Regions from separate parts of the Mus musculus genome. Here all the other regions are linked to region 1. A link is a loop called in an ENCODE intact Hi-C map of the cell type or tissue named here. Cell type or tissue: heart. All regions are shown on one strand. Links, peaks and the distances in the headings refer to the core of each region. The heading gives the core; the rest is flanking DNA. Region 1 holds the start of Plagl2 (pleiomorphic adenoma gene-like 2). Region 2 holds the start of Kif3b (kinesin family member 3B). Region 3 holds the start of Tm9sf4 (transmembrane 9 superfamily protein member 4). Region 4 holds the start of Asxl1 (additional sex combs like 1). Region 5 overlaps Hck (hemopoietic cell kinase).

Region 1 (6,171 bases), core at 803-5,802:
TATCTATAAGGTAAGGTGAATTGGGACTGGAAATGGAGGCTTTGGTTTCAAGACACAGTCTCTTAAAGTAGACAGCCTTGGGGTTCAATTCAAGATCTACTGGGGGCTGGCGAGATGGCTCAGTGGTTAAGGGGGCTGGCGAGATGGCTCAGTGGTTAAGAGCGCCAACTGCTCTTCCGAAGGTCCTGAGTTCAAATCCCAGCAACCACATGGTGGCTCACAACCATCCGTAACAAAATCTAATGCCCTCTTGAAGTATCTGAGGACAAACACAGTGTACTTACATATAATAAATAAATAAATCTTTAAAAAAAAAAAAAAAAAAGCCGGGCGTGGTGGCGCACGCCTTTAATCCCAGCACTTGGGAGGCAGAGGCAGGCGGATTTCTGAGTTCGAGGCCAGCCTGGTCTACAAAGTGAGTGCCAGGTCAGCCAGGGCTACACAGAGAAACCCTGTCTCGAAAAAGCAAAAAAAAAAAAAAAAAAAAAAAAGATCTACTACCCACAGGCTGTGCAGTCTTTGGCAAGTTACCTAAGTTACCTCTCCTCTCTAGACCTTGGTTTCCTCGAGGATTAGCTATAGGAAAGATGAGCTAACCCTCATCTAGCGTTCAGACAATGCGGGGTACATGACAGGTGTTCGGTTAAAAAAAAAAAAAGCTAGTTATTGCTATTTCTAGGTAGAGAAGAGGACAACAGCAGATTGGAAGAAAACCCAGAGGCCTTGGAGTCAAGCAAGTCTGCAAGTGTGGGGAAGGATGGGCAAGGGTCTAGGTCAGCAGAAATACTCACGTTGGTGAAAGGAGGCTTGTGATGTTGGTATTCAATCCATGGAGGTACAGCCAAGGTGCGGTTCAGCAGCTTCGCAAATGCCAGGGAGCCCAAGAAGTGATCAGCCTGGTTCCCAAAGCGCCCTGGAAATGGTACATTGTGGGTAGAGTGGCCTGGGGCCTAATGGCATGGTGTACGAAGGGCTCAGCAAAGATGTGCATTCAAGACTGGGGAAGGCCAAGGAACAGTGAGCTAGCAACACTGGCACAGGAGAGAAAGTCCAGACTTCCAGGTTTGACATCTGAGGGCCTGTAGGTCCTGGTCCTTCTGCCACTGCCCCACCAGAGTCCATGCTGTTTCTCAAACATGTTATAATCATCCCCACTCTACCTGCCATCTTTGCCAGCAGTGTCCTCAGACCTGTCTCCACTCACTTGTACATGAAGGTGACCCTGATGCTTCATTTGCTAAGACACTTTTAAACAACTCCTATCCATTTCCTTTACTCTCAGCACGGCATTGAGGTTTGTTTTGTTTTGTTTTTTGAGACAGGATCTATATAGTCCTGGAACTTGTTCTGTAGACCAGTCTGTCATTGAACTTGTAACAATCTTCCTGCATGTTACCTCCACCTCTTACATGCTAGAATTACAGCTGTGAATCAGATTATGTATTTATGTGCTGGGTATTTAACCTAGTATCTCTGACATGCTGGGTAAATGCTTTACCATTTAGCTATAAACACTTCAGTCATTTATATGTCTGCTTTCATTTTCCAGCTTTTTGTATTGGCTGTCTATGCAGGCTGTGAATGCTTTAAACACAAAGGTCTATCTGGTTTTTGTTTGTTTTGTTTTGCCAGAGTCTCACTATGTAGCCCTGGCTACTCTGGAATTCTCTATGTGATCAGGTTGGCCTTAAACTCACAGAAATCCACCTGCCTCTGGCTTCTAGTGCTGAGATTAAAGTTGTATGCAAGCACATTTGGCTATCATCAATATGGCAGCCATTCATCCATTCCAGAAACACTGCAAGGCTGAAATGTGCCAGGTACTGTGCTAGATGTTATAATATAAAATCAGAAGGATAAGGTTTCTGTCCTCAAGGCATTCCATTCTAATTCAGGTTAGGAGACACTAAACATGAAAACAAATTCCTTATGGTATATTTTGATGATTGCAAGGGAAAAAATGAAAAGGTTTGGTGACAGGGAGACTCAGGAAATGACAAGTAGAGAGGTCAATGGAGTCCTCTTTGGTGACACGTATGTTGAGACTTCAAGGATGAGAAAGAGTTAGCAGAAATTATAGGAAGGTACTCCGAGAAGAATAGCTCATAGACCTTTATGTCTGTAAGCAATAGAAAGCCGGTTACTATGGCTGTAGCCAGAGGGCCATGGGAGAAGGGGTGTGGAGAAGAGTGGAGCCAATCTTGCAAGGTCAGGCCATCAGATGATGGCCATGGTCAGGAATGCAAGCTACTCAAGGATTGAGAGAAGGGATGGATTATATAATGATGATCCACGACTGCATTTAAGTTGCATCCCTCCGCTGGTTCTTAGGAGTCCTTGGTTATCTTTTATTACCCCAGTTTGAATCATCTTGTACAAATTCTGCACGCACTTAAAAACTTTTTATTGTCTGTCTTCCTAAAATGAAGAATCCTATGAGATTTATCTGTTTCATTCACCACCAGCACAGACAACAGCGCCTGGGACATTAAAAAAAAGGGGGGGGGGCATATAAATTCTTTGCTGAATGAATGCAAGAATTGCCACGAGACAGTGCGGGCAGGTCTTGTCCTACAAACTCCATCTACTGATCTGAGACTGATTAGACCTCGAGTGAGTCACTTAACTTCTCCCATCTGTCGAATGGCAAGTTGAACACCAATGGGTCCTCTGTACCCAGGCAAGTAGGGCAGGGAAGAACACAGGCCCTGCCCCTCTCTGGTGTTCTCCTCTGGACCTGAGAAGTCTCCGGGCGCCTCAGAGAAGTGGCTCCGCCTCCTCCGCCTCAGTTTCTCCGTTTAAGCAGAGGGTTCCGGAGGCCTTACCCATGCAGGGACAGTAGAGCAGGTAACCGGCCAGGTCCCAGGAGCCCGCTGACCGCCCGCGGAGCGGCAGCAACAGCAGCAGAAGCAGGAAAGACGCCCGCAGCAGCAGGTGTGGCGGTGCCCACGCGGCGGCGCCCATGTCGACGGCAGAGCCCCAGAGTGCCACGGCCCGGAGGCGGGGAGGGGGTGGGAGGGAAGAAGAGGCGCGAGTGGCCGCCCCGCTCCCAGTGCTCCCCGCGCGCCGCCCGCGCGCCGGCTGGGCCTCTCTAGCCCGCGGGCGGGCGGGACCATAGAGAGCCCGCGGCACCGCCCCCTCCACGACCCGAGCGCCCGCTCGCGCGGCTCCCACAATGCACCGCACAATGGCCCGACCGCCGCCACTACCGGGGCCTGAGCGGGCCTGGCGGAGCCCGAGCGCGGCCCGGCCCGCAGCGCGGGGTCCCGAGCGCAGTGAGTGCCGGCGAGGGTCCTGGGGGATGGTGGGGAGCGGGGCGGGAGGCCGTCGCGCTGCGCCCACACGCCCGGCTCTCGGAGCGGCGGCGCCCCTCACTTCGGGCCGCCCAGCGCGGTCGCCCACACCCCTGAGTAGGGGCCCCCTTTGCTCTAGCCGGGCCCCCGATAGGCCCCGTAGTGACGAAAACGTTCCCCGGACCTCAGACCTGTGCCCAGGGGACCGGAACAAGCCTTTCAGGCTCCCTCCATTCCTAGACCTGGAAACTCAGCCTGAGGGTCCCCTAGTCTGGACCCCCCAGACTCCCTGGAGACCCAGATAACACGCAGCTAACCTTCCTCGGGATCGCGGTCTGGGGGGCATAGATAAGCTGCACCTGTTCCCACCCTCGGACACGCCTACCCCGACCCACATAACCTTCCTTTTCCTGCTCCAAATAGTCTGCTCTAAGCTCTTTCGTTTTCCAGACTTTCATAAACCTGCTTTCAGGCTTTTCTGCAGTACCTCGGGCCGAAGAACCCAAAATAAAGCCCTAGCTGAAGTTCCCTTCCCAGTGATCATATTGTGGAAAGTTTAGGCATTTTCCTTCGGGAGGGTCCCATTTCTACACCCGTTTGAAATTCAGAGAACTCGCTCTTTCGACCTTTAGAATCTCCCTACCTCTTCCCCCCATGGGGTCTCTTAGAGACTCAAATAACGTGCTCGTAATTCTTTACCGTGCATGCTTGCTCTTCCCACCCCAGATCCTATTAGACTTTTTAGACTTACTATTGAATTCCCGTCTCTTGTCTCCACTCTTTACATCCACCTTCCAATTGTGGGGAGAATTTAACATTTCACACTACAAAATAGGGTAGTCTCTCCGCTGGCCTAAGGGCCAGACTTCCTACAACTTCAGCCCCATGCTTCAGTCCAGCTTGGAACAGATCGGGGTCGCGGGGGGGGGGGGGGGAGGGGGCGGTGGCGCGGTGGCGGGCCGCGTTCCTGGCCGTGTTGGGAGTTGGGGCTTTCACCTGCAAGCATACCGACTCCTGGCTTGTGTGTTTTTCCACCTGTCAGCCTGGGGCTGTGATAAGTCTGGCCTTGGGTTTCTAACCCTCTCCTCTTGGGGGAAAGGCTGCTAAGTTGCGGAGGGGTGGTAGGTGAAAATGAGGCCCGAGTGAGTTGCAGCCATTTGCTCCAGGCCTCCCCAGGGCTGGGAGGCAGCGGGAATCTGAGGAAATAGGGAATCAAAGGGACTCCAAAGAGGCCCATCTACACTGACAGAAGAACTACCAGCCCGAGAGTAAATCCTACCCCTGTTAATCCTGTTTGATGTTTCTTGGAATGATGCAAGTCACTGAGACTCTCAGGCCTCCCTGTAATTTAATTCTCCCACCATTCCGGGGTGTTGTGTGTGTGCGCGCGCGCGCTGGCCTTGGGAAGTGGGCAGCTCTTCCCATTCCTCCGTTCCTTCTTACTGTTTTCCAGCCAGCCAGAATGCTTTTGGATTGGTTTCTGATGTCCAGGTCAAGGCCTGTTTTGTTTTCTTTTCCCCTTTAATGCTATTTATAATTTCCCAGTTGCTATTTTAAGTTCTTTTGAGGGTAGATTCCACCTCCAAGAACCTTTCTGGGTGTGTTTCCTCCTAGGCAGGTGTTGAATTGAGTTCTTCAGAGCCCCAAGTAGCTCTTGGGCAGGAGGGATAAAAGCTATTTTAGGGTAGTCACTGAAGTGGAGCTGTTAATCCTCTGTGGGTCTCTTTAGTTAAGAACACTCAGAGATTAACCCTTTCTTTGCTGCAAAGCGAACCGGCTAGCTTAACAGTATTTGATGGGAGAGTTGGGAAAACTGGACTGTGGCAGCAGAAGGTGTGAACATGCAACTCAGTATAAAGACCAAGATAATAGCTTTCTTTTGCTGGGTACTTAGAGTAGGCCAAACCCATTGCTGAGCTTTTTGCATACCTGACTAAAATAATCCTTACAACCAGACTGTGAGGTAAGTATTTTTAGCTTTACAGATGAGGAAACAGGCTAATAATGGAGAAAGAACGCAGTTTCTATAGAGATGATGTAACACCATAAAAACTATAGTTTCATCAGAGGGCAACCTACATCACAGCACTACAGACGACAGACAGGAGCTTCCAAAGGCCATACGGTGTATTGAGCAAGCACTTTTACTTTGGGTATGGAGCTATAATAGAAGACGGTGTAGTAAAGTGGCCATCCTGGCAAAAGAAAATTCTGGCCCAGGAGGTAAAGGGCTTGTGTTTGTACTGAGGGTTAGCAGTGAGGGAAAAGAGGAAGGCTGAGTTCTGAGATGTTGGGAAGGGAAGGAAACTGACTTTGAGGCATGAGAAGTAACACTAAGAGGGAAAAAGAAGTTATACTTAGCACTGTGAAGAGGGGCAGCAGAGATGTGGCCCTCATGGATTCTGCATGTTCACATTTTATGTCACTCTCAATGGTACCTTTTCGCTTCGTCCTCTAGAAAACATTTATTTACAAGTTAAGAGAATGAATCTCGTTTAGAAATTGAGAAGAGTGAGGTTCAGAGAAATGAAGTAACCTGCCTGTGGTTTCACAGCCAGTGAGTGGTGGCTCTTTTGATAGCAAGTCCAAGGTTCTTTCCCTGCTGCCTCCCCTCAGATCAGATGCCAGAAGATTCCAGGGCTGAGAATACACTGAGTTATACCAGTAACTGGGAGGGATTGTGTTTGTTTTATGGAAACAGGTTCTGTCAGCTTCTCCATAGCTACGGCTAGAGTGTGAGACCAGAAGAACAGCTTTGAAAGAGAAGCAAAATTCTTTCACAGTTTTGACAAGAAGTCTGAAGGAATAGTTCTGATTGTATGAGTCAAATCCAGGAGGTTTTCTGGATCAAAGAAGTATGCAGACAAAGGACACAAAG
Region 2 (6,171 bases), core at 606-5,605, 50 kb before region 1:
CAGCTTTGCTCACAGACGCTTCGTTTGCAGTGGGCGGTGGCTACTGAGGCTCATAAGTGGCCAAGGTGCTGGAAGTAGGGGACTACTGAGTGCTCAGTCTAAAGGGGGGCATTTCACCCCCTTCAAGGTTCAGAGAGCATCACAGAAGAGGGGATAGAAAGAATGTAAGAGGCAGAAGAGGGGAGTGGCGTGTGGAATGCTGCCTCTGGGTAGGACATGCTGTGGCCCTGTGAACTCTTAGCAGCTGTGCCTATCTGTACAGAAGTCTATGAGACTGAGCCCATCAATATTTAGTCACAGAAGCGGGCAGGGCTTCATAAGGCCCCGCTCGTCTCTGAGGACTTACAGACAGTCCATGGTGACTGAGAAAGAGGCACTTCTTCAGCCATGGAAACACTAGTAAGTTACTTGTGCTCTTATAAATAAATCCTCATGTGTGTTCCCATAAGCCATCCTAATTAGACTGGCTGGGTCATCAAAGAGGGGAGCTGTGGAAGGGGAGACAATGTGGGAAGAGAGGGTATCAGCAGGAGTAGGAAGGTGATGGAGGTAAGTATGATCAAAACACACACATACACACGAATTTAAACATCACATGGGGCAGGGGAGACGGCTCAGCAGGGAAAGCACTGGCCACACAGGCCTGACAACCTGAGTCTACGGAGTTTGATCCCCAAGGCCCACCGAAAGGTGGAAGGAGTCAACTCCACAAAGCCGACTTCTCACCTCCACACACCACAGCACAGGCTGGCACTCACACACACACAAACTACAGTAATGGTATTTTTAAAAAGTCAGTCAAATTTATCAGATAAAATTAATATATGCTAGGAACAAACTAAAACATGCAGAGCTTTTTTTTTCTGAGATCTTGTTTCCATGCCACTGGGAGAACAACTTCTAGCCAAAGCAATTAGAAGCAACCCAAAATACCCTTGTGGCCTTCTAGCAGTTACTGTTGAGAAAGCAGAGGCATCAGGGAGCGGGGAGTAAAATGCCGTCCAGCTCCATCACACCTTAAGCCTCAGTCTTAGGCAAGCCGTTCACTTTTCTCAGGCACAGGTTCCTCATCTACAAGAGCGGGTGACATCACCAGCTGCCTGACACTGTCTGTGAAGACTAAATGAGATAATACGCCTCAAAAAACTTCTTAAGCATCAAGTTGCTCTAAGCACTTCTCAGAAGAGATAAATACCCCTATTCTTGTTATGAATATACCGGGTGACAGGCATGGCACAAGTACAGAACCTTTTAAGAGGTCAGTAACTTCCCCCCTCTGAGCAGACTACAAAGTAAAACTGTGGGTGGGGAATGGCCAGGGTGTCTAGAATACCCATATGCACTAGCAAGCTACACACCTAAGTCCTTCTGGTTCCAAGTCATCTTCCCCTTCTTGGAAGGCTCCATCCCATTAGTGATAAGTAGTACTTAACCACGTGTTTTGTGGAGGGGGAGGGGCTCAACAGGACCCACCCCTACACGAGGATTTATGGGCAGTTAACGGTTGCTAGGGGGAGGGGCTCACAACACAGCCACCCATTCCTGAGGTGTTGTGTCCCCACCACCACCACACCCCCAAACCTAACACCTCACATGAGTTATTGGTGATTGAGGGAGTAGCAGGCATTTTCTTCTGTAGTGTAGCCACGGGCAAAACGCCCATGCTCCTCAAAAGAACCTAATTTTTGTAAACTGCGCTAGGGCATGGAATTAGAAGGGACTAAAAAGTGAAGGGAAAGGGTCAGTGGGAGGGGAGCACGAATAAAATAAATTATACACACGGATGAAACGTCATCATGAAACCCGTTATATGCAATTAACATGTTTTGTTTTGTTTTTTTAAGCATCATGTCCCAAGCTACTCCAGACGCCCTGCTTCCCACGAAGGGCAATCCCATGATCTGATTTACAGATGAGAAGACTCAACGCCACGCTATGCAGCCTCAAACTCAAGCACTCAGACTTCAAACAGTTCTCTTGGTCTCCACATAGAGTATCCTGGCCGTTCACCCTCTTCCCACTTGGAGCCCTTTCATATACAAGTCTCCTCGGCAAGTGTCAAGACCCCAATGGGCAGACAGGTCTGCTGCTGCCAGAGAAGGCAAGGGGTTTGTCCAAGGTCACACAGCGAGCCAGGCACCGCCCTGAGGCTCGGACCTCAGGTTCTTGCTTCCTGAGCTGCCTTTCCAGCCAGGGCCTGGGACTGTGGCCCCGGACCGGCCGTGAGGAGCGAGCACGGGCGGCCGAGACTGGGGGGTCGTACCGGCCGCGCCCGAGAAAAAGCCGGGTGGTCAGAGATACCACAGAGGCCGGACAAAGGATGCTGCGGCTCGCAGAGCAACGACATCGGGATAATGCTGGGCGCCCCGCGGTGACCCCAGCATCTCGAACTCACCTGCGGCCGCAGCCGAGAGCGGGCGGCGGCGGCGAACCCGGGGCTCAGCCATTCCCAGCTGCCCCGGATGGGGAGAGACCGCGGCGCTCACTTCCTTAGCAACCCGGCTCGGCGACCCACTTCCTTAGCAACCGCGTCAATTTCAATAACTTTATTGGGCCTCCGAAGCGAGGAGCTCGCCGAGGGGCGGAACCCGGAGTGCAGCGGCGTTTTCCAGGTTCCCAGCGCGCGGACACTCTGACCCTCCTAGGCACCCGGACTCGGTCCTCTGGTCTCGGGTGCCTCAGTTTCTCCGTTTGTGAAACAGAGCCCAGTATCTTGGTCACACTACGCGCTTTCATCCTCCCCTTCTGAAAGCTCTTTCAGGTCAGTTCTCTGATCTGGGTCTCAGATTAGTATTGAGTGGCTCCCAATTAAGGCCACCCAGGGATGAAGGAAAATCTGTCCTGCCTGTCACTTTCATTTGGCCATCGAGTCCCACAGTCTGCCTTTCATATATTCCTGCTTTTCTCCACTTTTTTAAAGAACAGCACCACAAGCAAGGCCAGGCCACCTGTCATCTTTAGACTCGACTGCAATTCTTGTTCTCTGTTAATAGAGTATAAGGCCTGACCATCCATTCCCGGCGAGGTGACCTGAATAATAATTTAAAACCTGAAGCACATCCCTGCAAGGCATCCTTGGAGTCCCACTATTCTTACCATCAACTCAAAAAACTTTGGTTGAGCTTGATGGCTCATGACTATAGTTCTAGCACTCGGGAAATGGAGGCAGGAGGATGAACAGCTCAAGACCATGCTTGGGTACAGAGCAAGTTCCGAACTACACAGCGAGACTCTGTCCCTCAGTATCAAAAATAAATACACATAATTGTAGGGAAAAGATGCTACCCTCTGATGGCTCAGTGGGTAAACGCGTTTGACGGCTTGAGGTAGATTCCAGGGACCCACCCGGCAGGAGAGAAACAACTTAGGTTGTCCTCTGACTTCAGCACATGCAAACCAGCTGGGCTGGGAGTGCATGGTTGGCATCTCGACTAGATAGTCTGAACAATAATTTGAAAACCGGAATCACATCAAGTCATCCTCCCTGCATAGCATCTTTGGAGTCCGGCTACCCTTCCATCAAAGCAAAAAGCACTCTGGAAGGAGGAGTGGGCAGATCTCTGAGTTGGAGGCCAATGTGGTCTACAGAGCAAGTCTAGGAGAGCTGGAGCTACACACAAAGAAAAAAAAAAGATACCTACCAAACTGACGCAAAGTAAAGTTTACCTGTATTGGTTACAAACACATTATGTGTTGTTTACAAGAACATAATGCAATATATGTGTTTATGTTTCATCTCTTCTGTATCTCTTGGTAGTTTCTAGGGCTAATAATTGCCAAAATTTTCTCTCATTTTCATTAGTTCTTTTAGTTGCTCTTTGTACCCTCTCCCATTCTGGGCTGTTGTGTTTTGTTTTGTTTTAAGATTTATTTATTTATTGCATATAAACACACTATAGCTGTCTTCAGACACACCAGAAGAAGGCATCTGATCCAATTACAGATGTTTGTGAGTCACCATGTGGTTGCTGGGAATTGAACTCAGGACCTCTGGAAGAGCAGTCAGTGCTCTTAACCGCTGAGCCATCTCTCCAGCCCCTGGGCTGTCCTTAAATTCACTAGGAAAACAAAAATAACCTGGAACTTCTGATCCTCCTGCCTAAGTTCTGACATCACAGGCACATTGCACCACGTGACATTTACGTGGTGCTGGAGACAGAACCCAGGGCCTCCCAGACGGGTGTTTTGTTGTTGTTATTGGTAGTGGTGGTTTTGTTTGTTTGCTTTCTTGCATTTTCCCGAGGCAGTGTTCTCAGTGTAGCCCTGGCTGTCCTGGAATTCACTCTTTAGTCCAGGCTGGCCTTGAACTCAGATATCTGCTTGCCTCTGCCTCTTCTGTATTAGTTATTTTTCTGTTGCTCTGATGAAGCCCCATGCCAATGCATTTTATAGAAGAAAGCATTTTTGGGGGGGATTTTCACTCCCAGCACTGGGATCACAAGTACGTGCTACGACATGGCTTTAAATTGTTTTTAAACTTCTTTACCATTTTACGTGTATGAATGTTTGCCTGCATGTACGCATGTGCACCTCGTGAGTGTCTGGTTCCTGAGGTGGTAAGAAGAAGGCATCATATTCATTGGAACTGGACTTACACACAGCCAGTTGTGAACTGCCCTTTGGGTGCTGGGAATTGAACCCTGGTCCTCTGCAAAAGCAGTCAGTGCTCTCAACGACTGAGCCAACTCCCCAGCCCCCAATGTGGCCTTTTAATCTGGGTGCTGGGGGTTGAACTCAGGTCCTCATGCTTGAGTAACGAACTCACTCAGCTGTTACCCTCGACCACTATGGCTGGCTTTACTATGACTTGGTTTAGACAGGGTCTCACCATATAGAACTTACTATGTAGACCTGGTTGTCCTCCAATTCATATAGATCTACCTGTATCTGTCTCCTAAATGCTGAGGTTAAAGGTGTGTGCCAGGGCTTCTGGCCTTTATTATGATCCTGCCTACAGGAAGGAACTTGTAATGAACTTCCTACAGAGTTGACCGATAGCATGGCCTGGTTCCCCAAGGCATGGCAAAAGCACCAAGTTTCCCTTCTTCTCTGACATTCTAGAACAGTGCTGTTCGGCAGCCTGTGGCTGTGGTAGAAATGATCTGTATTGGCACCGTCCAATATGGCTGCCCTAGCCACATGTAACTGCTCTGTTTCCAAAATGACACCAGGGCTACCAAGCAACCAAGTCATGTTTACGTAGTTTTGGTTAATTTGTGTTTGAGTTGTCACCTGTGGCTACTGGCTACCATACTGCACAGAATAGTTCCAGACTATCCAACAAAGACTTCAGGTATACACAATTTGGGGCCTGAGTTCCAATTCTGTCCTTTATCCAGCAGGTGACCCAATGCAAATCATTCTTTGAACTCAAATTACCCACCTGCAAAATATATATTTGACACTGTCCAGGTTTGTCATAAAGATGAAGTACAATATGGAGTCTGATATATATGTCTCTCATCCCAGCACTTGGTAGGTGGCAGAAACAGAGAGATTAGGAGTTCAAGTCTAGCTTGAACTACAGAATGAGTGTAGTGCACTTGCTGGGCATCCCTAGGTCCTGGATTCCAATCTCTAACTCATGGAAGGAAAAATAAAACCTATTACATAGGCCCATGGTGTCCTAAGGCTGCAGTAACTGCCAATGAGAGGAGCCCTGCCGGTAAGAGGGCTCAGTGTCCTTTGAAATTTGATGCTATTTGAGGAAGAGGGCTGGAAAGGGGTGGTATAAAAAGACTAAAGAAATAGGAATTATTTATTGGATGGTAAAGAGGTGGTATTCCTGAGCCCCTTTCAAGAGGAAATAAGATGCTGAGCTTGGATGGAGGCCAAATACATGAGACATGCTTAATGGTTGTCACTTGGCGAGGTGCCCAGGTTCAGCATGGATGAGCCCGCGTGACCCAAGAGAGGCTCAGAAGACTAGGGATGGAGCTAATGGCTTCTAAATTCACATCTTTGATGTTTCTGAAGTAAGCCAGACAAGGGTCGGAAGGTAATTGCTTCCTCCTCAGGCACTTAACGGATATGCGACCTTGATCATGTTAGTCCACCTTTCTGGTCCTCATTCCTCCCCTTTTTCTCCCCAACCTCTGCCCCCAGTGCTGGGATGTAACCCACAGCCTTGAGATTCTCAGGGACGCTCTACACGGAGCTAAAGCTCCAACC
Region 3 (6,171 bases), core at 532-5,531, 79 kb after region 1:
CCGGCATGCACACAGTACACATATATGCATGCAGGCAAACACACATAAAATGTAAAAAGATATTTTATTAAGAAGGTGCAATTTTGTGGTATATGAATCATATTCATAGAGATAAAACCATAATAGAAGCTGATAGTGTGAGGAGATGATATAAGGGAAGTGGAGTATTATATGCCCATGAATGTACTCAATGGGCATTTCCCAAGTTCCATTAAAATACTGCCAAGAGTAGTTTTCTGTAATAAGATATGATGAGTCTGCTTCTCAACTCTGCCCAGCCAGATGAATTCTATGCTGTAACTTTATACAGTGCAGAATCCAGGGCAGAAGGCAAACTCCTGGCTTCCTTTTCCTATGGCCAGAGAAGTTGTACTCTGAAGATTCAGGAAACACTAACTGTGTGCTTAGTAGACCTGGGTAGCATTTGCACAACTCTTAGAGCCATTCATGAATGTAAGCGAGGGAGGGAAAAGCCCTTGCACTGCATACCCACAACTCTAACTTTCAAAGGAAAACAGCCTCCCCACATCACCAGCCTTTTCACACGGCCACCAAGTCCACTAGCTCAGTTCCTTTCTGTATGACTTGCCTCAGAAGTGGATCCACTCCAAATTAGATCTATATGCCCCACCCAAAATGGTTATGAAATAGCTTACATGTATGAGGGGGTGGGAACAGTACTCACTTCTGTGTAGTAATGTGCTTGGCACAAACTAAATTCATACCTACTTGTGACTCCACATACACCTCTGTACAAACTTGCTTCTGTGCCTTTTCACTGAACACGCAGTTTCTTGAGTGCCTTTTAAACTGGGCTCAGTATATAGCACATTCTCCATTCATGCTATCTATCTATCTACCTACCTACCTACCTACCTAAATTTCTCTACATAGTCCTAGCTCTCTGAACTATCTAGACCAGGCTAGCCTTGAACTCACAGAGATCCCTCAGCCTCCCAGGTGCCACATTCTCTATTTATTGAATTGAGTTAAATTGGTTTCCATGGGGCTGGAGAGATGGCTCAGTGGTTAAGAGCACTGACTGCTCTTCCAAAAGTCCTGAGTTCAATTCCCAGCAACCACATGGTGGCTCACAATCATCTGCAACGTGATCTGACGCCCTCTTCTGGTGTGTCTGAAGACAACTACAGTGTACCCATACACATAAACAAAAAATCTTTTTAAAAAACTGGTTTCTGCCGGGCGTGGTGGTGCACGCCTTTAATCCCAGCACTCAAGAGGCAGAGGCAGGTGGATTTCTGAGTTCGAGGCCAGCCTGGTCTACAAAGTGAGTTCCAGGACAGCCAGGGCTATAAAGAGAAACCCTGTCTCGAAAAACAAAAAAACAAAACAAAACAAAAAAAATTGGTTTCTATGGTCTATCTGCACATTAAGAACAAGCTGGCTCCCCTGATATGTTGTCCCAGTAGGGTAGGAGGAAGTGAAGCCAACCTAATAGAAAAATCTATTTCAAAATCCAGTACACAGATTGCTAACCGTGAGCTACACCATGCACCAATCACAAGCACACTTACTTCTAGCAAGTGCGGTTCTTATTTGTCTCTGGTTTCGTCCCTGATTGCTGTTTGCTACGCTACCCTTCCCCATGGTTCCGGTGTTAAAAGTCTTCTATAGATTCCTTAAACATGTCATTCAGCCATCACACTTGCCATTTTCTTTGCCTGGGACATTCTTTGCAAAGCTGGTTTGTTTGTTTGTGTTTTGTCTGTCAGTCCGTCCCAGCTATGATGCCCAGTTACTGCCAATCACCATCCCGTCACCTTGCTACCCTCACAGCATTTAGCAGCACCAGGCAGGTTTCCTGGAATGAGAGTGGGCCCACGAGGGTGGGACCATGACCCTCTGACAGTCATATACCTAGTTCCTGGCAGTCACTGGACATTCAAATATTTGCTGAATGAAGAAACGTACACCAGAAATACATATTGCTAACTTATAAACTCTTAAAAGCTCTGTACAGGGCAGGAATTTCCCTGTGCAGTGCTATAAATGCCACCTTACTAAACTCTCTATGAACAAGAAAGGGTGTGACTTCCTGGCTTCACATTCGCCTTATTCTGAATGTGATAAAGGAGAAAAAGGATTTCAACATCCCACTTTAGGGATTTACCCCTCTTCATGATTCATACTGAAGTCTGTGGCCACAGAAACCAGGGAAAGCTTTGAATCTGCTTTTCCCCTAAACAGAGCCAAATATCGAACTTAGGCTCCTGGGTACGCTCAAGCAAGTGCTCCACAAAAGGGGTTACAATCCGCAAAACCTTGAACATTTTTACCTGATTTCTGGGGTTATAAACAAGGAACCTAATTTAAAAAAAAAAAAAAAAAAGTCAGCCGTCTGCTAACAGGACAGACTCCTTTCATGAATTAACCTGGCCCTGTTTAGAGAAAACCAACATCAAATAACTTAAGCAAGAATTTTCCTTCAGTAGAGTCAAATGTCACAAGCTTTTTCTCTGAGTCTTTCTTGTCATTCACTACCACGATGGAATTAATTTTATCTTCTGAGGCAGCAATGTACAAGACCACCCAGGAAAATTCACTTTCGACTTTTGTTCTCATTTCTTGGCAAACAGAATTTGAGGTGAACTTCTCTTAGAAAATCTGACCTTCAAAAACTTAATTCTGTGGTTGATAAACAGAAGTCAGCTAGTGACTCATCCTTCAGGCACAGGTATATTACCTCCACTCTCATCCACAAAGAGACTTAATTCTAGTCAGCTTCATGATAGTGACCCTTTATCTGTAAGGAGCTGTGTGGAGTGGGAGGGGGATACAGACAGGCAGGGCCAGAGGTGTTTTTAAACGGTAACCCAGGGACCACCTCCATTATAAACACAGGACTGTTTGTGAGACTATAGATTCCTGAGCATGGCCTAAGGTATTGCAATCTTTGGGAGTGATGCTCAGGAAACTATTTAAACATGCCTCCCCACCAACAACCCAAGATCCCCGTGCACAGTGGGGTTTAAGAACCAATCGGATAAAAGCACTTTAGGAGAGACAGATTTTGACAGAAAAGGCAGGAGAAGGGCAGGGCCTGGGGATGGGATGATGGGCATGGGATGCCCTGGTACAGCAGCAATCAAGCGGGATGCGCTATGGGAACCGCTGAGGGTGCAGGTAAGGACAAGGCTCGGGCTGGTGCGAGCAAGGTGGCACCCGCAGACTGGTTAGGCTGATGGGTATGTGGAGAGCTGGGTATGAACGTGAGGAGGAGGAGCGAAGGCAGAAATAACGGGGGCCTCTCGGGAGGAGACAAAGCCTGGAGGGGAAGAAATGGGAAATAGGGGTGACAAGGGGCGGGAACGAAAGCTGAAATGAGAACCGTGAAGGCATGAGCCGAAGTCTTCCTTCCAAGCGGCACCTCCCCTAAAACTCCAGGCCCTGACAAGCCTAGATGCCATGCCAAGGCTAGAGAAAGGGACTTTGTAGAGGCCGACCCAGTCAAGGGTAACCCGAGCAGGGGTTCTGGAGGAGGCTGGGAACCAGGCATGGGGCGCTGGAAGGTCCTGGGCTATCCAGGGGGGCCCTGCTCCAGCTCCGGTTCCCGGAGTCTCCTTCACTCACCATCGCCGCCGCCATCTTGGATCCACGTGTCGGCGTGATGACGTCAGCGGAAGTGGTGCTTCTGTGGTTACGGAGTGTAGCTCCACTAAGGGGACTCCTGGCTTCAGATTCTTCTGTAGTCGCAGTAGTGAGGAGGTAAAAGAAGCTTAATTTCTCCTTGGCAGATTGGCCTTGGCAGTGAGGTCTCTGACTAGGTGAAGAGAACGTACGGTGTAACTATTGGAGCCATATTGACTTCTGGCAGACCCGCTCCTCCGCCTACTCCTTTTGCATTGTGGGTAATGGGGGTGTGTGGAAATAGGCGCGCTCCCTGGATGCTTTCTTTAGTATTGGCAGAAAGAGTCGTTGCCAGGGTTACCCGGGACCTTAATTGTGAAACGGAAAGCATGGTAAACCCTCTCTGACAGCTTCTGATTTAGAGTAATTTGTAATTATATGTTTAAATATTTATTTGACTATAATATAGTCTTACTAATCGGCCGTAATAACTATGAAGGTAGGACTCTGTCTTTCCCTTACACTGCGTTTTTGTCGTCAGTGAAATGGGGCAGAGATTTCTAGATTTTTTTTTTTTTTTTTTTTTTTTGGTTTTCCGAGACAGGCTGGCCTCGAACTCAGAAATCCGCCTGCCTCTGCCTCCCGAGTGCTGGGATTAAAGGCGTGCGCCACCACGCCCAGCTCTAGATTATTTTTATAATTGGCTTATGTTAAGTATCCACTGACACAATCATATAAAGTATTCAATAAATAATTGTCATTATATAACGTATGTACATTCCTTCACACATATGGTAGGTGTCCCAAACAATATGCTTTGTTAAATGAGTGAATGAAAAGCAGAACACTTAGTGAAAGGAGACATTTTTCAATGTGGACTTCTCCATTCTAACTGGCTTAATGTATGACTTGAAGCAAGTCACTTAACCATCTTAAACTTAACTTTCCAGTATTGACTTAAAAGGGTCTGGGGAGGACTCAAAGGATCATAATGGAGAAAGACTGTTTGGTTCATATATACCACTGTAAAGTGTACAAAGAGCCAGTGCGGTCTTCTTAGATGGATCCAAAAAGCTGTTAAGAGAGTAGTAATGAGTTCTGAGGATATAGTTAATTTAGCAGATAGCCTGCCTAATCTTTAGCACTGGGACTTGTAATCCCCAAACTCAGAAGGTCCAGCAAGAAGAGTTCATGGTTATCCTGGGACATGTGAGACCTTGCCTCAGTCATCATCGTTACTATCATCTTTATCATTATCCGTGTTCAGTGGCTCACACTGGTAATTTTTGCGCTCAGGATGCTGAGGAAGGAAGGCATGGTGAGTTCAAGACCATCCTGAGCCATAAAGAGAGCCACGGGCTAAACAGAAAACTCAGCATTGCTTAAGTACTGTGCCAAAACTGGTCTTAAGATTTTTAGTTATCTCTTCTGCACCTTGGCAAGGAACAGCTGAGCTCTGACCACCACTGTGGTCAGTACTGATTACTACCGTGGTGGATTTTTTTCTGCATAAATGTCTACTAACAAGCCTCTCCTTCTTGCATGTTATGAGCATACTGGTTCTCCTGTCAAAAGGTGAATTTTTTTCTCTTGTTGAATGCTGGGGTTAAGTTACTTGCTTTGACCAAATAGAGTGAATTATAAGTGTCTTCCACTTCTGTGTCTAGGCTGTAAGAGGCTTGAAGCTTCTCCTTCCTCCCAAGGATATAAATATGGCTGGGTGTCCTGCTGCATAGACAGGTCTATGTCATTCCTCACAGAGTTCTAGAAACCCCACCTGACAGTTACACATATAAAGGAAATAAGTTTGTGCAGTTCAAACCTAGCAAGCTACTAACTAAATATAGAACATGTGAATATCCTTATTGATATTTGGAACAAAAGAACTACTTGGTTGAGCCTAGTTGATTTAGTATTGGGTTGGATTGTTATGAGTGCTGAAAAACAAACCCATAAATGCCTGGGACCAACACACCATCCCAAAGAGCAGATATATTCCCAAGAGGCACAGAGCTAGAGAAGCAGGATGGATTTACTAGATAGTCTTGTAGTAATTCTGAATTGCAGACTTGTGGCCAGTTCTACTGCAACTTAAGTCCTGGAAGTTTCTTACCACTATGTCTGGTTAAAGAGTAATACTGATGGGGCTGGAGACATGACTCAGCAGTTAAGACCATTGGAAGATCCTCTTCTAGAATATCAGAGTTTGAGTCCCAGCATCAACATGGCTGCGCACAACAGTCTGTAACTCCAATTTCCAGGGGGTTTGATGCCCTCTTATGGCCTCTGTAGGGACCAGGTATGTGAATGATGCGTAGCCATATATACAGCAAAATACCCCTACACATAATATAAAAGAAGATATTTATATTGATAAGGAAATATATATATTTGAGACAGGGTTTTGCTGTGTAACCCTGGCTGTCTTGGAATTCACTCTGTAGACCAGGCTAGCCTCAAATTCAGAGATCCACCTGCCTTTGCCTCCTAAGTGCTGGGATTAAAGATGTGTGCCACCACTGCCCAGCTCCAAGATGGTCATTTTTAAAAAAATTTATTATGTACAGTATTCTGCCTGCATGT
Region 4 (6,171 bases), core at 327-5,326, 100 kb before region 1:
AGAATGTCCACTTCTTAAATCTAACAACTGCAAAAACCCATCTGCAGGAGTCGGCTACTCTGCTAGAATTCTCCAGAATCCTGTAAGCTTTCCTACGTCAAAATGGCATATATAAGGTTATTATCTACTCCCCAATTTGAGCAAGGCCAAGAGCGATTAGAAACCCCCACCTGACAAGCACATGAGTCGCCATAACATGTGATCTAATTTCAACTGTCCAAAAGCAGTTACCAATAGTAACCTTGTGGCAAAACTGACTGCATTGCCATTGTAGCTCACTGCTTGCCAGGTGTTCCTTTATGAAGTAAAAGCAAAAACTCCCAGCACTCAGTGTAGCGGGACTTTTTCTTTTTAATGGGAAGACGACTTTGCACTCCCCCATCCACCCCCACAAAAAGCACAGAAAATTCTAAAATACAAAGCACATAAAAGATATGCAAAATTGCATACCATGTTCCCACAAGTCCTCTTTCAAATGTACAACTACACCACAAAGAAATTCCTGTTCAGATTACTATTTTTAACTGAAGAGCCACAGTAGAAAAAGAGAAATAACTTCAGATAATTGAGCTTGAAGGTGAGCCAATGATAAAATAGAAATAGCAACCTTAACCTTGGAATTCAAACCACAGTAAATTTAAGAACTTAAAGAGGCTTAAAATAACAGTGGATTCCAAACTGCCAGAGCCTTTCAATTAATAAGAGCCCAAAGAGCTTTGAGAGGAGAAGATTTCAGAGCTGTCAGGACATAAATAACACAGGATCTGAAGGTACTTTCACCTACCTCTAACAAGTAGGGTTCTGGCAAGCAAATATTCCTTGGGTGCCCAGAGTCATAAACACCTGCACACAGAAACTTAGAACTTCAATGGTCAAGATCCAACAACTTCCATGATAAAATAAAAAAACCTACATTTTAGCTTTCTCCTAAGCTCCTTCAGACTTAAATTTATTAAGAGAAGCATGAAGAAATCATTAAGTTCCAAAAATCATAAATACTAGGCAAAGTTCTAGTTTTGATTGAATCACAGAAGGAAAAATACACCACCTCGGAGTTTCAATTTTCATATGCCAAGCAAAAAATAAACTACATCTTTCACACAAACAATCCCTGTTTCTGTTCCCAGGGTAACAGGAGAAGAGCGATGATCAGGAATACCAGTGGAAATTCTCTGGTAGCTCAAACAGCCATGGGTAAATGAATAACCGGCTTTCACAGACTCTAAAAAAAAAAAGGGTTCACTCTAGATCTTTATCAACCTCCAACACTTTTGAGGCAGACAGAACTCACTTTCCAGTAAAAGGAACGGCTAGAAGAAAGCTGAGCTTCACTCCACCATTAAAACTAAATTATAACAATTACATATAAAATACAGGGCGTCAACACAAAAGCAGGATGCACCCATAACCCTGCACTGTGGCAGTCTGAGGAAGTGACATCTCCGAGAAAAGTATAAACCATTAGAATTGTCACCAGCAACATTTCATAAGAACATGCCTCCGGTCTTTTGGCTTTGTATTTTGAGTCCAAAAGAAAGCTATCGCACAAGTCTACTGAAGCTTGGGAAACAGAAAAGCCACAAATCCTCTGGGCAGGTAGCGAGCTCAAAAACCTATTTACTTTTTTTTTTTTTTAACTAAACCCTCAGAAGGGAAGCCTCAAACAGATACACATTCTTGGCAAAGTGTATTCTGCTCCTCTGCAAACTGCCTACCCCCCATTGTAGTCACAGGGCTCAGTGTGATTTAAATATTCGAGGGTCACCGGCATAACAATCGCTTAAGCAGCTGCCTAAAGTACTGTTTCTCAGAGGAATCTCGAGTTCAGTGTGTTTAAAATGAGCCCTAGTGCCAATGTTTGAAACAAAGTCCCCAGGTATGCTCCCACCGGGCACTCTAGTAGTTTGAGAACCACTACTCAGGGTTCACATCGGTCCTTAGCGACTGCTTTCCGACACACACCTGGTTTAAATTGCCAACGCTCTAAATGCTTCTCGCGTCCTTGAAACCAGGGGCACTTTTCCCACCCCTACGGTGTCTTAGTGACCCACACACCTCTGCCCACGAAGAAGTCCGGGGAAGCACTTCCGACCTTTCCCGGAAACCTAACTCCCCGCAGAAGAATAAACGGGCGCTTTCCCCGGGACCCCCCGCTGCTGCTGCCAACGTGGGGGGAGGGGAGACTGGCGCCCGGGCGCTCGGAGGGGGGAGGAGCCGCTTGCCAGCTCGCCCCTCCGCAGGAATTCAAGGGGTGGGGGGATGCAGAGAAAAGGCGTCCCAGCCTCCTCGGGCCCGGGACCTCGGGAGCTCCACACCCGGGCGGCCCCGCCCCCTGCTGCGGTGGGCAGGGCCTCGCCCCTCCCCCGCCCGGGGAGCCGCGCGGAGCCCACCCCCTACGCCCCCCGCCGCGGCCCCCCGGGCAGCTCGGCTCACCAGGCGCGCGGCCTCGGCCCACGTGCGCTCCTTCTTCCTCTTCTGTTTGTCCTTCATCCTCCTCCTCCGCGGCGGCGGTGGCGGCTCCACGCGGGTCCTTCGGGCGGGGCGGACTGGGGCGGTGGCGGCGCGGGGCTGGGGCGGAGGCGGCGGCAGCGGCGGGGGGCGCGTGGCGGCGGCGGCGCGTGCGAGGGCTCGGGTGCGGCCGGAGAGGGCGGGCGCACCGGGACTGGCTAGAGCGAGACCCCGGCGCGAGGGTGGCGCTGGGGGGAGGGGCGGCGGCGGCTCCACGCGCCCGCGCTGCGTCAGTCGCCCACGGTGGCAGCGGCAGCGGCAGCCCCGCGATGGCTAAGGAATGCGGCGGCTCCGCATAACCACGGGGTCAGAGGTCACGGCTCCGGCCTCCGCGTTCCCGCGCTGCTGGGAAACCCAAGAGCGAACTAGTGGCGGGCGGGCCCGGATGGCGAGACGCGGCTTTCCTTTCGACGCTCGGATGCGTGCGTGTCTGCCGTGGGTATGTGTGTGTATGTGTGTGCCCGCGTGTGTGTGAGAGAGAAGAGTGAGGAGGGGGAGTGTGGGTTTTTTTTTTTTTTTTTTGAACAAAAACAAACCGAAAGGGTGGCTGGGATTTGTAGTCCTCACTGGCTTCCTGGCCTACCCCTCTCCGGAAGAAAATGGCTGCCTCAAGTGCTTGGACCACATTTCCCGGAGTGCCCCGGGCTCCTGTTTTCCGCCCACTTTCTTCCGTACCCCGCTGCGCTCCAAGCACGGTAAAGAAGGGGGCGGGAAGTCGGTCAGAAAAAGATGGGGCGGGGTCTCGCGAGGTTCGGGAACTAGCGGAGGCCTGAGGGTTTCTGGGAGGTGGTGCTGGGAAGGGGCGGTGGCTGGACTCCCCCCTGGCCGCGCGCGCGGTTAACCCGTTCAAAGCTTTTTTTTGATTCTGGTGGCGGGTCCAGTGCGGTTTCGGATCTGGAGTTGGTAGTCTGCTACCCTGCTTCCACTGCACCATCCCCCACCGCATACACAGTTCTCTTCTGGACTTCTGGTGGGTGACAAAAAGCAGGACTTTTCTTTTTGGCCCACCCTTAAATGAGTCAACTGGCGCATAGTAATAAGCAAAGAGACACTCATATCAGTAAAACGGTTATTGCACGATTGACCGACTTAGGTGATTAACCCATTTCCTCTTGTAATACCTCTGTGTGTTTGCAGAGAATGCACCTGCAGTTTCCAGCAGCGTTGCCGCCAGGTGAATTTGATGATCCGATAGTAGGTAAACACTGAAGGTCCATCCACAGAAATCTAAATGCACCTGAGTGTATATTTAGACGCAGTTGCCCGGAGAGAGGTCAAGTCCTAATGTCAGCCAACCTAGATTTAGAATCCTAGTTGTGACTCCTTGACTACTCCTAACCCCGCTGAGCCTGTTTGATCAATGTTAGCATAGTATCCCACAACCTTGATGGGGTACAAATTAGCATGAAGTATCTAGAAGATGGGAGAGAATGTGGAAGATCCTGATATTAGGCTCATGTAATTTGGCTTCTGCTGTAGAATAAATGAGAGCTGTTATTACTACACAGTGGGCAATGGAGCCTCTGTTCCTTGATTGCAGTGACAGGATGATAAGGTTTGAAGCACCCAGAACATTATTTTTCTGTGTTTGTTGGCCCAAAGTACAGAAACATCTCTACAGTCTTGAACTGGATTGATGGCCAGGTTTTACAGTTTTTGAAAGGTTTATGTGGGTAAAAAAACACCCTGTACTCTTGTGGTGTTAGTACACAGGCAGCCAGTGCTGAGACGAAGAAATCACCCAGCAGTCCAACCCTTGTACCTAAAGGACTCAGCGGTCCTTATTAGTGCTCACCCAAGACTCAAATTCAATAAACAGAAACACTCTTCTCATTTCATCCCAAAAGCGAGGGGAGAACTACATCTAAAATTATTTTATTGTTATTGTTTTTGACATTTTAGGTTTTGTTTTTGAGACAGACACCTGACTGGCCTGGAACTCACTGTGTAGACCAGGTTAGCTCTGGACTCAGATCCACCTGCCACTGCCTTCCAAGTGCTGGGATTAAATTAGGTGTATATTAGGACTCTGTTGGTGGGGAGAGAGTTGAACTGAGGACCTCCCACAATCCCTGAGCATATCCTAACACCATTTCACTATTTTTTTATTTTGAAACAAAAACTCACAATATGGACAGGCTGGCGTCAATGGGCTTCTATTGTCTTACCTCTGCCTCCCATTAATACATGTGAGATTAAAATGCATGCCCCACTAACCCTGGCCTTTGGTAGTTTTGCTTATAGTTTTTCAATCTGCAGCTGAGACAATCACCTCTGAGAGGATAGTGGTTCAGATGTTTTGAATTGATCCATAGCTCCAACAAAGCCACACACTTGGAAGGGTTGAATAGGGAAGACTGTAAAATGCAGGCTTTGTGTTTTGTTGTGTTGGGACTTGGGCTCAAGATGCATGGTAGATGCTTTACCACTGTCCTACCTTTCAAGCCCTTTATGTTTTGGGACAAGTTCTTATTAAGTATTGCAGGTTGGCTTGACCCATGGGTGGGGACCCAGAACTCCATTACACTCATTGGAAAAAGGAGCTTTGCAGATCAATTTTAGACCTTAGGAAGATCATCCTAGACTTCTGAGTGGGCCACGTGGGTCCCAGAAAGTATAGGTGTTTTGGAAATGTGAAGCAATTCAGTTTGCTGTTACTGGCTTTGAAGTAGCAGAAAGCAAAGGAATGTAAGCAGCATCAGGACTAAACCTGCCAACAGCAGTGAGGAATTAGGGACCTTAGTCATTCAACCCAGTGGAGCTGAACTCTGACAGTGCAGATGAACTCAGAAACAAGAGTTTCCAGAAAAGAAAATACATACCTTGACTTCAGCCTCAGATTAGAGCAGGGAACCACTGAAACCCACTCAGTATGTGGACTCCTGGCCCAGGAAGCAACAGGCTTTTCTCAGTGTGCTTTAAGCTCCTATTGCTTTAACTTGTTACAGCCAATAAAGCCCAATGCAAACATTGTGTCAGACCTTTTCAGTTTGTATCAGCAAGCAGTTGCCTAGTTTTCACAAGTGGTACAGGCTGTGGGAAGATCACATGAATATTTCAAGATCTCTACCCTTGGAGAATCAAATTAGTGACAATAGCCTCATTAAGCATGAAGAGAAAGTAGTACTTCCAGAGGTCTGTATAAGGTACGTGTTGGAAATGGGTGAGACAGCTCATGTCTAATTTCATCACTTGGGAGATGAAAGCAGGAAGATTTTAAGCTCAAAGGCAGCCTGGGCTCCATATTTTGAAGCCAATCTAAGAGACTCTACCAAAGAAAGGAGAGGGAAATATTTGAAAATTAGATTTGGTTATTAAGCCTTAAGAGGTTTTGGTGGTGTTTTTTTTTTTTTCCTAATTAACAAGAATCACAAGTTTGTCAGAAGCAGCAAGCATATACATGCTTTTAGTGTGATTTAACGTTGTTTTTATCACTGTGCTTTTATTACAGGTGACCTTTGAAAGTTAACAGGGGTGCCATGGGCTGAGTAAGATAAACGGAACTGCTGTTCAACCCCGCCCAGTCTGGGGATGAGTCATTGTTTTCAAATTTATGAACAAAGCACACAAATTAAGAATAATACAAGCAAGAAACAGCAGAGAGACACAAAAGGACATAGAATCCCTGATCCTCACTGTGATCTGGTAACACTAGTTCTAGGG
Region 5 (6,171 bases), core at 1,172-6,171, 93 kb after region 1:
TTGACATTCATATCTTTTATTTAAATACTATTCTAACAGTTTCCACTTAAATCACAGCTATAGATTGAATTCAGTCATTCCAGGCAAATGAGACATACCAACTTGGAGGCCCTGAGAGTGGCGGATTGCAGATGACTAGAGTCAGAAAGAGATTGTGAAGTCCTCCCACCCACTCAACAGCTGCAGTGTGTGTGGTGTGGTGTCTGAGAGTGGGCCCAGCAAGTTGGGCGTGTCAAGGCACTGATGGGGCTTCTGGCTCTGCTCATGTCCTTACTGCTGTCAAGGCTGCTGCTGATACTGGCTCTCAGTGGCCGTGTAGAAGTCATCCAGCACACTCTGGATGTATTCAAAGGTGGGCCGTTCCTCGGGGCGGTTCTTCCAGCAGCGGATCATGATATTGTAGAGCTCTTCTGGACAGTTATCTGGTCGAGGCATACGGTACCCATGCTCTAGTGCCCGAATCACCTCTGGGTTTGACATACCTGAAAAAGAGGAGTGAAATTAAATGTGTGTGTGTGTGTGTGTGTGTGTGTGTGTGTGTGTGTGTGTGTTAGGGAGGGGTAGCAAATGGAGCTGCAGTTATCATCTAACTGTGTGAGGAAGGGACAGAAACTAACTGTCCAATTGCTAAGTTTGTCCAGCCATCAAGACATGCCAGACCTCTTTTGTTGTTGTTGTTTTTGTTTTTGAGACAGGGTTTCTCTTTGTAGCATTGGTTGTCCTGGAACTCAGTCTGTAGACCAGGCTGGCCTCAAATTCAAACTGAAGAGATTCGCCTGCCTTTGCCTCCTGGGTGCTGGAGTTAAAGGCATGCACCATCAGTATCTGGCAATGCCAGACCTCTTAAGGTGGCAGAACATTAACCAGCCTACTGTTTCTGCATATCTTGGTCTGTTGTTTTATCTATCTATCCGTTTGTTTGTATTTATTTTTGAGACAGGGTCTTACTACGTAGCTCTGGCCATCCTAGAACTCACTGTGTAGGCCAGCTGGTCTCAAACTCACTGAGATCCACCTGCCTTTTCTTCTGCCAGAACCAAGGGTGCAGGCTACTATGCCTGCCTGGATTTTACTAGTGTACCCGCCCCCCCAAAGCCAGATTCAAGGTCACTCTGAACACCATCATTTCCTTATTCTAAGTTTACATCTGTTATCTCTAAAAACAACAATGAAATAACTATGGTTACCAACTTTACTTTTATTTTTAGTATTTTTTAAACTTCTGTGATTAGGGCTGAAGAGATGGGTCAGTGATTAAGAGCAAAAACAAGAAACTTTAAATATCTTAGTTGGACGGCCATCCTCTCTAGTGAATCACCCCAAATTTCCACAGCTTCTTCACTATCAGGACAGCCAGCCTTGGCTCTCTTTGCTTCTTTTGAAATGTGGCTCAGTTCATCAGCTTATTTCTGTTGTCTATGCCAACACCTGTCCCGCTGCCCATGTGCCAACACCTGTCCCAGCTGCCCATGTGCCAACACCTGGCCCAGGTACCCATGTGCCACCACCTGCCCCAGCTGCCCATGTGCTACCACCTGCCCCAGGTACCCATGTGCCACCACCTGCCCCAGCTGCCCGTGTGCCACCTTGATCACATACTTTCACCCATTCTCATGGAACTGAGGCCTGCCCCTCAGATTTATTTATTTATTTGTATTTTATGTGTATGAGTGTTCTTCCTCCATGTATATGTGTGCATATATACACCATGTGTATACGGGTGTCCTCATAGGCCATCACAGGACATCAGATCCCCTGGGACTAGAATGAGATAGTTGTGAGTTACCACATCGGTGCTAGGAACTGGACCCTCATCCTCTGGGAGAGCAAGTACTCTTAACCTCTGATCCACCTCTCCAGCCTCAAGTATACATCTCTTAAAAGTAGAGATCATCCAGGTGTGATGCTGTAGACCTTTCGTCCCAGCACTTGGGAGGCAGAGGCAGAGGCAGAGGCAGAGGCAGATGGGTTTCTGGGACTTCAAGGACAGCCTGGTCTGCATATCAAACTCCAGGCTAGCCAGAGCTACAGAGTAAGAGTTTGTCTCAAAAAAAAAAAAAAAAAGTTGACTTCTTCTCAGCCTCATGCTACTTCTCCAGATCTTCCCATCCACCTCCTGCTCAAATAGCTGAACTTCGATTGCTTGAGTGCAGTAAGGTGTGGGAAAGAGGAGATAGCCAGCCAACCCCTTACACTAGCGGAGGGATGGTGGAGGGCAGTACCTCTGATATGAGAAAGGTGGAGAGGGACTGGGGGAAGATCAAGAGCTGAGTGTAATAGACATACTGACGAGATGGGCCATTGCCAGGTTGGGCTGGAGACACCCCTAAGCCCATGTCCCTTTTCCTACCTGGGTAAGGGATCCGGCCATAGGTGACAATTTCCATCAGCAGGATACCAAAGGACCAGACATCTGACTTGATGGTGAAGGAACCAAAGTTGATGGCTTCAGGAGCTGTCCACTTGATGGGGAACTTGGCTCCTGCAGGGTTGAGCAGAGCAGAGTCACGGTGAGACTGAGGAGCAATGAGGGCTGGGGCTCTGCTAGGGTGAGGGGAATCATGCCCTCTACAAATAGCGATTTCCTTGCAATGTGTTACCCATGTTACCAAGGGACATTTGTCTTGAGGACAGACACTGGATCAAAGAGGAGTGGATATAATGTGGGAGCTCACTCTGGGGGCTACATCCTTGATTCAGTTGCTGCCTGTTAAATGTTAACGCTGATAAGTGGAGACCCAGAGGTCTTTGGGGATAAGTGATCTCCGGGGGGCTTGAGTCTAGGTCACAGCTGATACCTCACCCCATCCACTCCCCAGCTATGGCGTGCAGGAGAGGACTTCAGCTGTCGTCTGAGGTTTGCCCTAGTCAGAGTGTCCCTTCCTTCCTATTCTTCCCTTCCTCCCTCTAGAATGGATTTGATGAGCAGTCTGTGGGTGTTTGTCTTAATTAAAGTATAATTGGTGAACATGGTCTATAGGATATATAACTGCCCCTTGATTCAGGATTACGATACACTCACTGTAAGGCAAAATGCAGAAGTCAAAAATGCCTCGAACACTTAGTTACTGAACACTGTAGTTCAGCAACTGCATATCATGGCTTCTTTTTTTGTTTCTTCTGGTGATCTCTTGGCTAAATCAGAGCTGTAGCTCACTGCCCTGGCTCAGCATCATGAGGGAGGACAGTATATTAATAGACATGGAAAGAGATCAAAATCCAAAGGGAGAGCATATTCATGCATTCATTCACTCAGTCACTCACTCAGTCACTCAGTCACTCACTCACTCACTCATTTTTATGAGACAGGCTCTCAATTCACTACATAGCCTAGATAGGATGGCCTTGATTTCCTGGTCTTTCTGCCCACTTCCCTAGTGTCTAGACTGGAGGCATGTACCACCATGCCCACCTTTGTATCATTTCTTCTCAATGCAACTATGTCTGTACCATCAGAACACTGGAGATAAATGACCAGGCTCTCAATCACTCTCTGCTGCCACCTCCTGTCCATGCCTTATCACGGCAGGCAGAAAACAGGCTGAGTGCTGAGGGGCAGGAACAGCAGTTGCCAAACTGCAGGGCTGTAGGGCGGAAGGAGCTAGAAGGCTGCAAGCAGTTCCATTTCAAAGACTTCAGTGGGACATTTGGTTTCATGGCTAGAGAGGCTAGACCACCGTCTCCAGTGGCTTAATGTCCATAAGGCACATATCCCCCTAAACAGCCATAAGCCTGGGAGCCTTTCAGAGCTGGACATAAACCTGACTGGCTTCATCACAAAAGTAGCAGCACCAGAGGAAGGCCAGTCCTAGGGATGCCTGAGGACACTTAGCCCTGGACTCTTGCTCCACTCCAAACTGCCATGTTGACTCTGTTGTTGCCTCCACTTAGGGTTGGATCCTAAGTGGAAAGATGCCAGTGTCACTGCTGACACTAGCAATGGAGGCTTTCCCCCTGTGCTACTCTCTTAATGTGAGGCCCCTGTCACATGATGCTAATTTGAATTCATGCTCCCTGTCTTTTCAACTTCCTGGCAGTGGTGATGACACATCAGCTCGGCCGGGTCTGTTTTGTTCCCTAATTCACTTTTCTTGTTACTGTGGTAGAAGATGGTTAAAGTCCCAGCGCAGGCCTGAGCACCTAAAGCTAGCCCCTTTGTATGATGAAAATGCTAGTGCTTTTAGGTGTCCCATAAAGCTATTTTTAAAACCATATACCAAGCAACCGCTAAGTTAAGAGACCATCTGCATGTTCTTTGGAATTCGGCGACGCTTGTATTATGGCCGAGTAAGTGATTAAGTATTGACAAGTCTCAACCCTAAAGGAAATATCCACATCTCTCTCACACACACACACACCCTTCCCAGGCTCAGAGATCATCCAGAAAGAGGCAGTAGAGAGATTGTAAAGCCATAGACAGTGGAGGAATGCTGTAAAAGAGGATTTTCTGGATGACAGGACCATAACACACCAGACCTCGAAGAAGCTATGTCTGCCTGCACAAAACCAGCACAAGATCAACTGGACAAAATCCCAGCAGAGATGAGAAGTTGGCCTCTGAAGTCCCACCCCTAGCTGAGCAGTTGTGGCTGCTAGGGGTGGGAGTGTCAGTTTTTGTCAGGGTTTGAGGACGCCTCCAGCAGGAGTCAGTGCTTTCCTTCCACTACATGGATCCTGGGGCTTGAACTCAGGACCTCAAGCTTGGCAGCAGGCACTTTCACTCAGCCAATTTGCCACTCCTTTTCTTTTAAAAAACTGGTCCTGAAATGACTTATTTTACATGTAGGGGCATTTTGCCTGCATATATGTATGTGTACCACATGCATGTCTGGTGCCCTCAGCATCCAAAAGAGGGTATTGGAACCATGGAACTAGGATTAGATGATTGGGAGCCGACATATGAGTGCCAGGACCCAGGTCCTCTGCAAGAGCAGCAAGTGCTCTTAACCACAGAGCCATCTCTCCAGACTCTCCTTTCCTTTTGAGAGACAGGGTCTCCATATCCCGGGTTGGCTCCATGGTATCCTCCTGCATGCTGCGATTCACAGCCCAACTCTAAGTCAGCCATTTTCTTTATGTCATACTTCTCTTTTATGTGGTACTAAGGCTCAAACCCAGATCTTGAGCATGCCTGGTAGGCACTCTGCCACCAAGCCACATCCTCAGCCACATCTAGAGAGTTCTCTCCATATCCCACTTATTCTTTACAGATTTAGATTATATATCCAACTTTTCATTTTATTTTTTTGTACCTAGTTTAAACATCAAATCATAACATATCCAATGGTGTGTGTGTGTGTGTGTGTGTGTGTGTGTGTGTGTGTGTGTGTGTGTGTTACTGGAGACTGAGTCTAGTACCATACACATGTCAGGCAAGTGTTCTGCCACAGAACCACAGCCCCTTTACTTTTTATTTTGAGACAGGGTCAGTAACTACCCTGGCAGACCTTGAACTTGTGATATGTCTCCAGAGTAGCCTACATTACAAGCCTGCACTTCTAGACCCAGCTAAAGTATACAGATGCTTAAGGTCTGACTTTGATGATCTGTAGCTAAGTAGCCCCTTCAGAAGGCTCCTTCCAGCTATTCTGAGGCAGTACCTCCCTGCTTCAGCTAGCACTCCCCCCACCTCCCTTCACAGCTTTGTTGGTATAAGTGAATTTTACAGCTTTAATGATATATAATGCACAAGCCATAAAATCCACACATTTAAAGTGTATGCTCCAATGATTTTTTTTTTAAAGACAGGGTTTCTCTGTGTAGCCCTGTCCAGGCTGTCCTGGAACTCACCCTGCAGACCAGACTGGCTTTGAATGCAGTGCTGGGAATAAAGGCGCAGCCACCACAGCTCCTGACGACTTTCATAATAGCGGAAGAATTGTGAATTGCACAATGTTTCATCACATGTTATCCAGCCCCATCCCTGGCGCTCAGAACCCCTTTCTTGAGTCTCCCACCCAGCCCTTGGCAACCCCTGCGCCATTCTGGGAATTTCATTTCAAGGGTAACAGATATTGGTGCCTGGCCTCTACTTAGCATGCTCCCAGGGTTTCCAACAGTTGTCTCTGTTCTGTCACAGACACAGACACTATTCCGTGGTATGGATGCCCACATGTTCTCCCTCTGGTCATCAGCTGATGGGCATCAGTTACAGTGTTTAAGTCTGGGGCG

What was found. A loop is a pair of places that touch in the nucleus more often than their neighbours do. Peaks named below come from ENCODE experiments on the same cell type or tissue, not always from the same donor. Only the 100,000 strongest peaks of a DNase experiment are listed, where the experiment ranks them.
Region 2: it touches region 1 in a loop (2.0-fold over the local background); 8 of 42 quality-filtered maps call a loop at or near these places.
Region 3: a loop joins it to region 1, with 3 times the contacts of the local background. A loop is called at or near these places in 13 of 42 quality-filtered maps.
Region 4: it touches region 1 in a loop (9-fold over the local background); 15 of 42 quality-filtered maps call a loop at or near these places.
Region 5: it touches region 1 in a loop (2.5-fold over the local background); 5 of 42 quality-filtered maps call a loop at or near these places.

Annotation. Positions count from the first base shown.
Region 1 is chr2:153,238,380-153,244,550 of GRCm38, reverse strand. It overlaps Plagl2 (pleiomorphic adenoma gene-like 2), which reads left to right and starts at 3,193. Exons shown (of 3, transcript NM_018807.5): 1 at 3,193-3,275. Pofut1 (protein O-fucosyltransferase 1) reads right to left here and starts at 3,019. Exons shown (of 7, transcript NM_080463.3): 1 at 2,826-3,019; 2 at 792-913. The coding sequence starts at 2,964. In heart, for the core only: a CTCF peak has its summit at 2,952; a DNase peak (open chromatin) is centred at 3,110; H3K4me3 peaks cover 3,995 bases; H3K27ac peaks cover 2,853 bases.
Region 2 is chr2:153,287,729-153,293,899 of GRCm38, reverse strand. It overlaps Kif3b (kinesin family member 3B), which reads right to left and starts at 2,484. Exons shown (of 9, transcript NM_008444.4): 1 at 2,396-2,484. Gm39961 (a long non-coding RNA gene) reads left to right here and starts at 2,474. Exons shown (of 3, transcript XR_866869.2): 1 at 2,474-2,761. In heart, for the core only: no CTCF peak of the experiment used is centred there; DNase peaks (open chromatin) are centred at 1,489 and 2,509; H3K4me3 peaks cover 1,924 bases; H3K27ac peaks cover 1,026 bases.
Region 3 is chr2:153,158,992-153,165,162 of GRCm38, reverse strand. Tm9sf4 (transmembrane 9 superfamily protein member 4) reads right to left here and starts at 3,862. Exons shown (of 18, transcript NM_133847.3): 1 at 3,592-3,862. The coding sequence starts at 3,606. In heart, for the core only: no CTCF peak of the experiment used is centred there; DNase peaks (open chromatin) are centred at 3,622 and 3,872; H3K4me3 peaks cover 2,123 bases; H3K27ac peaks cover 1,448 bases.
Region 4 is chr2:153,342,653-153,348,823 of GRCm38, reverse strand. It overlaps Asxl1 (additional sex combs like 1), which reads right to left and starts at 2,994. Exons shown (of 13, transcript NM_001039939.2): 1 at 2,434-2,994. The coding sequence starts at 2,490. 2500004C02Rik (RIKEN cDNA 2500004C02 gene) reads left to right here and starts at 3,014. Exons shown (of 2, transcript NR_040318.1): 1 at 3,014-3,203; 2 at 5,960-6,171. In heart, for the core only: no CTCF peak of the experiment used is centred there; DNase peaks (open chromatin) are centred at 2,383, 2,573 and 3,213; H3K4me3 peaks cover 3,922 bases; H3K27ac peaks cover 3,872 bases.
Region 5 is chr2:153,145,258-153,151,428 of GRCm38, reverse strand. It overlaps Hck (hemopoietic cell kinase), which reads right to left. Exons shown (of 13, transcript NM_010407.4): 12 at 2,351-2,482; 13 at 1-482. The coding sequence ends at 280. Among named protein-coding and RNA genes, the nearest start is that of Tm9sf4, 13 kb to the left of the region's middle. In heart, for the core only: a CTCF peak has its summit at 3,509 (motif pointing left); a DNase peak (open chromatin) is centred at 3,548; H3K27me3 peaks cover 1,247 bases.